Linked DNA regions of Homo sapiens: region 1 is linked to region 2. A link is a contact called in ENCODE Hi-C or POLR2A ChIA-PET data. All regions are on one chromosome and are shown on one strand. The core of a region is the stretch at or near the end of the contact, and the rest is flanking DNA. Distances in the headings are between cores, read along the strand shown.

What was found. A loop is a pair of places that touch in the nucleus more often than their neighbours do. ChIA-PET counts read pairs that join two places held with the same protein, here RNA polymerase II (POLR2A). Pooled maps may share reads with other maps.
Region 1: POLR2A ChIA-PET joins it to region 2 with 11 read pairs in T-cell. The contact joins the enhancer-like site here to the promoter of USP29 in region 2. A Hi-C loop is called at or near these places in 7 of 50 pooled maps. POLR2A ChIA-PET finds 5 or more read pairs at or near these places in 2 of 52 experiments (AG04449 and T-cell).

The regions. Positions count from the first base shown.
Region 1 is chr19:57,800,385-57,803,685 of GRCh38, reverse strand. No RefSeq gene overlaps it. Among named protein-coding and RNA genes, the nearest start is that of ZNF552, 13 kb to the left of the region's middle. RefSeq lists enhancers at 1-101, 1,082-1,131, 1,302-1,361 and a silencer at 991-1,285. Within about 2 kb of position 1,250, at least 16 of the 41 ENCODE cell types and tissues checked have a DNase peak (open chromatin) inside an H3K27ac peak, as active enhancers do.
Region 2 is chr19:57,116,926-57,122,146 of GRCh38, reverse strand. USP29 (ubiquitin specific peptidase 29) reads right to left here and starts at 2,162. Exons shown (of 4, transcript NM_020903.3): 1 at 1,918-2,162.

The sequences.
Region 1 (3,301 bases), core at 1-2,500, 680 kb before region 2:
AAAAAAAAAGTAAGAGGGGAAATCAGGGGGAAAAAAAAGAAAAACAGCAGCGCGGGGTCGGGGGCGGGGCCTGTGCGGTGGCCCAGCCCTGCTTGCGGCAGGAGCGGGAGAAGTCCGGAGAAGAAAGGGAAACGGGATGAGAGAGCGGAAAATAGAGTGCAAATGAGAGAAAGAAATAGAAGGAAAGAGTAAGAGAGAAACTGGAAGAGACAGAAATCAAAAGAAGACAAAGGAGGTGAAACTAGGAAAAAAATAGTGTAAAAGGAAGGCAGAAAGTTAAGACATGTTGAAGATTGTGAAAGTCGTAAGAAAAGCTATAAAAGGGAATGTATGCAATAAATACTGTATAATTTAAAAGTAATTAGGCCTCCTGGATATAAAATTATTATTAAACAGTTTACAAGGTATGTAAGAAAAATAAAATATACTTTTAATAAGATTACAAGGAGGCATAAGAATATGGATTTTTACCTACACTAAAGGTTAAGACAATTTTTTTGTTTTAAAGGTTTAAGCAAGTTTTAAAATGTTAATTGTCAAGGAAATTCTGTGTGTAAACATACTGGCTAAAGTTAAGAGGGTATCAAATTCTGTGTGTAAACATATTGGCTAAAGTTAAAAGGGTGTCATCCAGTTTTTCTGTGAACTGGACGTTAAAATTAAAGCACGATAGATTTTTCTTAAAGCACCAACGTGCTCTTTAACAAAAATTATAAAAACAGTCTGTAAAAGTCTTGCCTTATAGTCAGACATTAAAATTAGATAATGTCTATAAGATCTTACTAAAATTAAGTTTAATATTAGTAGCATATTAATATAAAGATAAATTTATTTATTTATTTACTTTTTAGTTTTAGTAGAGGCGGGGTTTCACCATGTTGGCCAGGCTTGTCTCGAACTCCTGACATCAGGAGATCCACCCACCTCAGCCTCCCAAAGTGCTGGGATTACAGACGTGAGCCACCGCGCCTGGCCACTAAAGATAAAATTTAACTTATTTGATATAAAATCATACAAAAAAATTGACAAATATACAATGGTATTTAGCTTTCTTAAGGCCCTAAGATGGCCAGGTAAGTCACAAGGCCCCTCATCCTGAAGGCCACAGTGAGCAAGGGTGGTGAAGGCCACAAGAAGGCCAAGACATTAAGAAGGGGCAGGGCTGCAGCCTCCCCTGGGTGGCGCTGAACAAGAATGGAGCAGGAGGTGACACCATGACGCCTAAGGCCCCAGAATATGCAGCAAAAATCCTATACTTAATTTATCTTCCACTTTCACTTCCCTCGGACCTAAAAGTCTTTTAGCACAGGTACCACCCCTAGAATTTCCAGTACACCAGCACCAGCCTGAAAACCACGTCCTCATCAAAAGCTAGAAAGAAAAAACTCAAACCAGCCTGGGAAGAACCCTATTTTACGCTGTTAACCCCTGAGACTGCCGTCCACACAGCTGAGGAAAAAAAAAAATGGACCCACCACACTCAAGTCAAGAAAACATCTTCCTCTCAGAATCATGGGTTACTGTACTAGGATCAAGCCCTACTAAGTTAAAGAAAGATTAATTTTCATATACCTTCTATACTGCTTCCTTTTCTTATTCTGTTATTAGCTCCTTTGTTATTAATGTAACTAAGTCTGACTCACTCAGACTATTGCCTTTAATGCTTGCTTTGTCATACCTTGTAGAAATGTAAAAGATCAACAGCAGCTAGCCTTTTCACACAAATATTTATATCCCAGCCCTTTAATTGACACAGTTATTCCTAGCACTCATTGTTGTAATGACCTGCAGCCAAGACACCAATTTTCTGCTCCTACTGCCTGGCAACATTGTAGTAAATAGGACTGCATCACTCAAACTACCCAATAGCAAAGTTAGACTTCCACAAAAAGGTTTGTGCAGACCTAAAACCCCTCATCTATTTCACTAAAAGGACTACCCCTTCTTACTGTCAGCCTTGTCAATATAACCCTGTCTTTCTCTTTATCACCACCTCCACCTTAAGGAACTCTAGACACGCCCTTAGTCGCTTCTATGGTATAAAAATTAACATAAGTAGGCTGGGCGTGGTGGCTCATGACTGTAATCCCAGCACTTTGGGAGGCCGAGGCTGGTGGATCACCTGAGGTCAGGAGTTTGAGACCAGCCTGGGCAAGATGGTGAAACCCCATCTCTACTAAAAATACAAAAATTAGCCGGGCGCGGAGGTGGGTGCCTGTAATCCTAGCTACTTGGGAGGCGGAAGCAGGAGAATTGCTTGAACCCGGGAGGCGGAGGTTGCAGTGAGCTGACATCGCGCCACTGCACTGTAGCCTGGGTGACGGAGCTAGACTCCGTCTCAAAAAAAAAAAAAAAATTAACATAAATAAAAAAGACCCCCCAGTTATTTTAAAAATACACATTATTCCCTCATCTTTCCCTTCTTAAGCTGCCTCAGATCTAGATCCCACACCAGTTGCTCCTACATCTGGTAAAACTAAGGTGTCTTGTAAAAATAAGAGATCTAAGACAGACAGACCTTCGCTGTCAAGACAAAATATCAAGATGCAAATGCCTGGCTGAAATGGATTAAATAATCCATTAGCACTTCAAATAAAAGCGATTATTACACTTGTACGCACAGTAGGCCAGAATCCCAGATTATCCCCTTTCCACTCAGATAAGGACTGTATGGTGGCTCTTTTTCAAAATCCCATTGCTTGGGATAATCCAACATACTGAGCTCTCTCTGCTATTTCCTGAAATTTAACACCCTGCAGGTCAGCCCCCTATGGCAATCCGGCTTCCACCTCTGAATGCTGAATGCTGAATGCACAAAGTTTACTTTGTGCGTCTCAGGTCAGGAGGAAAATTTAGTGTTCCTTGGAAGCATTAAACGATGATGGAAAGAGCTCAAGCCTTTCCAAGACTTTGCCCATCAGTCCATGCTTAGCCATCCCCAAACAAATGTATAGTGGTAAGTGGAAGACCTTTACTGGACACTCTGCCAAATAATTGGAGCAGTACTTGTGCTGTAATCCAATTGGGTATCCCCTTCATCCTGGCATTTCATCAATCTACAAAGGTAAAAACAAAACACCACAGGCCAAGAAAAACGTATGAGTCCTTTAATCCTCAGGTTTACATAAATGCTATTAAGGTCCTGTGAGAAGTGCCCGATAAGTTTAAAGCACAAAATCAAATAGCTGCAGAATTTAAATCCACATCATTCTGGTAACTATAAAAAAATGTAGACTAAGCTATGTTACAATCACCAACAATTCATAAATTACACTGAGGATACCATCAAACAGATAGCTAA
Region 2 (5,221 bases), core at 913-3,412:
TTTATTTCAATTGGTAATTAAAAACTTTTATTTAGAAATCATTGCAAATATACATAAGAATTGCAAGATTAGTAGAAATAACTTATATTCCCTTCACCCAAATTTACCAATTGTGTATATTTTGCCACATCTGTCTGCTTTCTCTCTCCCTCTTTTGATGTTCTATGTATCTATCTATCTATCTATCTATCTATTTTTTAATAGAGACAAGGTCTTGCTATGTTGCCCAGGTCTCGAACTCCTGACCTCCAGTAATCCACCCGCCTCAGCCTCCCAAAGTGCTGGGATTACAGGCTTGAGCCACCATGCCCAGACATGTTCAAGTCCCTTATATAACAGGATATACTTTTACTCCACTTAATGTTTACCTGTTTTCTTTGTAGTAACCGTGCTTTTTGTTTTATATATATATAATTATATATATATAACATATATGTATATATATAACATATGTAAGTACATATAACATATGTAAGTATATATAACATATGTAAGTATATATAACATATAAGCATATATAACATACATATAAGCATATATAACATATATAAGTATATATAACATACATATAAGTATATATATAACATATATAAGTATACATAGCATATATAAGTATATATAGCATATATAAGTATATATAACATATATAAGTATATATAACATATAAGTATGTATAACATGTATAAGTATATATAACATATATAAGTATATAACATAAGTATATATAACATATAAGTATGTATAACATATATAAGTATATATAACATATATAAGTATATAACATAAGTAGATATAACATATATAAGTATATATAATATATAAGTACATAACATATATAAGTATATAACATATATAAGTATATATAACATATATAAGTATATATATAACATATATATCCTACATTTTCAACACGTGTAACAAATGTGGATAGTTTCAAAAAGATCATTTTACGTTCTAGTAGTTACCCTGTTTGACCAAAGTGTAGTACTTTTATTTTTCTATTGCAGTGCATTTTCTTTTTTTTTTTTGGCGGGAGGTGAGGGAGCGGAGCGGGGATGGAGTCTCACTCTGTCACCGAGGCTGGAGTTTAATGGCGTGATCTCGGCTCACTGCAGCCTCTGCTTCCTGGGTTCAAGTGATTCTCCTGCCTAAGCCTCCTGAGTAGCTGGGATTACAGGAGCCCGCCACCACGCCTGGCTAATTTTTTGTATTTTTAGTAGAGACGGGGTTTCGCTATGTTGCCCAGGCAGTCTCGAACTCCTGATCCGCCCGCCTTGGCCTCCCAAAGTTCTGGAATTACAGGAGTGAGCCACCGTGCCCGGCCTTTTTTCTGTTTTTTTTTTTTTTTTTTTTTTTTTGAGACGGAGTCTCTCGCTCTGTCGCCCAGGCTGGAGTGCAGTGGTGTGATCTCGGCTCACTGCAACCTCCACCTCTGGGGTTCAAGTGATTCTCCTGCCTCAGCCTCCCCAGTAGCTGGGATTACAGGCACCCACCATCATGGCCAGCTAATTTTTGTATTTTTAGTAGAGACAGGGTTTCACCTTGTTGGTCAGGCTGGTCTCAAACTCCTGACCTCAGGTGATCTACCCGCCTCGGCCTCCCAAAGTGCTGGCATGACAGGCGTGAGCCACCGACCCAGCCCTTTTTTCTTTTATATAGTTTTTGAGACAGGGTCTTGCTCTGTTGCCCAGGCTGGAGTGCAGTGGTGCGATCATACCTCACTACACCCTCGATCCCCAAGGCTCAAGTCATCCTCCAACCTCTGCCTCCTGACTATCTGACACTACAGGCGTGGGTAATTTTTAAATTTTTTTGAGACATAGTCTCACTTTGTTGTCCAGGCTGGAGTGCAGTGGCATGATCTCAGCTAGCTAATTTTAAAATTTTTTGTAGAGATGGGTGGGGGGAGGGTCTCACTATGTTGCCCAGGCTGGTCTCCAACTCCTGGGCACAAGCGATCCTCCCGCCTCGGCCTCCCAAAGTGCTGGGATTACAGGCATGAGCCTGGCCAGCATTTTCTGTTTGAATGTTTTTACGTAACCGGAGTCGTCATGATGGAGGTACAGTTCCTTGGACTTCCGGCTCCCATGGCTCTGGAAATCTCAGCTCGGACCCGCCCCTTCCGGCGCCGACTCCCCTGATTCTCCTGGGAACAGAAGAGTTCTGGGCACAGCACGCTGCGTCTGCGCAGTGCCGGGCGCAGGCCTCCCGACCTACGGGTCTAGGTACGGGCTCTAGCGTGGCCGGGGCACATAGAGTTCCTGGCCTAGAGCTGGTGGGGCGTAACGGCAGGAGTTAGGGTTCAGAGAAAACCAGCCCAGGGGCGGGTTCATCCTGTTACCCATTCAGCCTCAAGCGAGGTGGGGTGTGGTAGGTGGGCTGGTGCTAGAAACCACGCCGGGAATTGTTAATAACAGTCATCCCGGCCGGGCGCGGTGGCTCACGCCTGTCATCCCAGCACTTTGGGAGGCCGAGGAGGGCGGATCACCTGAGGTCAGGAGTTTGATATTAGCCTGACCAACGTGGCGAAACCCCGTCTCTACTAAAAATACAAAAATCAGCCGGGCATGGTGGTGGGCGCCTGTAATCCCAGCTACTCGGGAGGCTGAGGCAGGAGAATCGCTTGAACCCGGGAGGCGGAGGTTGCAGTGAGCGGAGATGGCGCCACTACAATCCAGCCTGGGCGACAGAGCGAGACTCCGTCTCAAAACAACAACAAAACCCCCAAAAAAGCGGTCATCCTCCAGGTGGAAGAGACAGAAGAGAGGGTGCGGAAGAGACTTAAAAGTCTTAGGCCTTCAAGCGTGTTTGCCTCAGCCACCCGTGAATCCTACAGGAAAACTAAAACAACTCGGCCACAAGCCCCCAAGTCTTGGGGAAGCGGACGGTTTCCCAGCCGAGCTTTAGGAGGAGGCGCCGCGGGACCTCACGGGTGACGTCGTCCCCGGGGGTAGTTTGCGCAGAGGGTCGCTTTGGGCGCGCTTAGAGTCGCGTGGTGCCTGGGCCAGCGAAGCCCAGGTGCAGTCATTTGTGGCCCTGTCCCGGCGCGCGAGGGGCCAAGGCTGGTCGGGGGCCGGGTCCGCGCGGTAGCAACTGCGTCCTGCCAGCTTCCATCTCTCCCTCTGAGGGCCTGAGCGGCTGCCAGAGTCAGGTCTGCAGGCCGGGCGCTCACGCGTCTGTGCCCAGTGAGGCCCCAAGATGCTGGTGAGGCCTCGACCCTGACTGGTGTCCAGGCTCTTGACACTGTCGTGAGAAGGAATTCATGGATGAGCAGAACAAAGTGTGGAGATTCATTGCGACGGGAATAAGTACGTACTGAAGAAAGAAAAGTGCAGGCATACCACAGAGCATCACGCCCAGCGGGGTTTGGAGCTACCTTTAAATATTTATTTAACCAAGGGGTGGAATATTCATGAAGATTCTTGGAAAAAGGTAAACATTTCTTGGTACTGCGGTGCCACACATTTTTATACTAAATACGGGTGTTCCCCAGAGCTGTCACAGTGGGTGTGTGACTTAGTATGTTAATGAGCACATAATGAGAGGTCCTAGGTGAAACGGGTCGAATCCAGCACCATGTTGGGTCCAGTCGGCTTTAGCCAGCTTGGCCCACACCCTGGTTTTCAGAGTCTTATCCGCCCCTAGCTTACGCAGCGATTTCAACGGTTTCCTTTGCTAGTCATGTGAAACTGTTGCCTGGAATTTTCCGTTCTCCTGTGACCACCTTTATTATTCCTGTCTCAAGGGGCACCCCATTTGTGCCTATAAGGAGACTGCATTGGGACCAGGCTCCTGGCTGCTCATGGAGCCTCAGCCAGATGGTTGTGTGCCTGAGTCCTGTGTTCATTCCACAAACATGCAGCAAGGCTGCGTGGGTTGGAGCCCTGCCTCCAGCGCTTCCCTGCTGCATGACACTGGCAAGTTGCTTAAGCTCTCTGTACCCCATTTCCTCCTCAATAAGGCAGGGATGGTGATCGTACTAGTTCCAAAGGATTATTGTGAGAATTAACATAATACATGAGTTAACACGTATAAAATGCCTAGAACCTTGTCTTTGGATTTCCTCAAACATCCAAGGTGTTTGTACACTAAAGGAAGACACCCAACTTAATTTTCGATCTACAGACCTTGCATTATCTGCAAAATACCGCTGGCTTCTTGACACTGAAGTTATACAAATGTGCCATAATTTTCTTCACAAGTTTCTGGTGTATGTTGATGTTGCTTGAATTAAAACAACCCTGTGACAAGTGGTCTCGTGGAAGTCTTTGCACATGGTCATGCTTGTTTTCTGTGGCTGAACTTGTGGGATTACCTGAATCACCTGTAGGCAAGGTTGTCCCTGCCTCAACATGGTCCCTTCTACCCTTCACAAGACTTCAGTGTGCCCCCATGTCAGCTAAGGCAGAGATTTGGGGCTACGTTACTGGGTAGGGCATAGAGCCAACCTGGATTCTCACATGTTTGTGCTTCCCAAGGACTGCTCCTCAGCCCTCTGCCCTTCCTCAGGAGATGCAGGACATGACCAAAACCCAGATGAGTTTGCATTACTTTTTTTTTTGTTTGTTTTTGAGATGGAGTTTTGCTCTTGTTGCCCAGGCTGACTTGCAATGGCGGGGATCTAGGCTCACTGCAACCTCCACCTCCTGGGTTCAATTGATTCTCCTGCCTCAGCCTCTCTAGTAGCTGGGATTACAGGTGCCCACCACCACGCCTGGCTAATTTTTGTATTTTTAGTAGAGACGGGGTTTCACTATGTTAGCCAGGCTGGCCTTGAACTCCCAACCTCAAGGTGATCTGCCCACCTCGGCCTCCAAAGTGTTGGAATTACAGGCATGAGCCACTGTGCCCGGCCAGTTTGCATTACTTTTTAACTTGCCCTTACATCATTTTCCGGTTGTGTAATACATTTAACAAGCACTTATTGTGTATTGAACACTCACTTTTCTAGGTTAGTGATTCTCACTTGGTGGCAGTTTTGCCCCCAGGGGACAATTGGCAATGTCTGGAGACAGTTTTGGTTGTCACATGGATGCTTCTGCCAGGGTAGAGGCCAAGGACACTACTCAGCATCCTACAGTGCAGTGGATGGCACGCTCCCCACCCACCCCAATCTCCTACAAAAAGAGTTATCCAGCCCAAATGTCAGTAGTGCCCAGGCTGAGAAACCTTACTCTAGGTACAGGAGATGTGGAAGTGAACCTAGCCAACAAAAATCCCT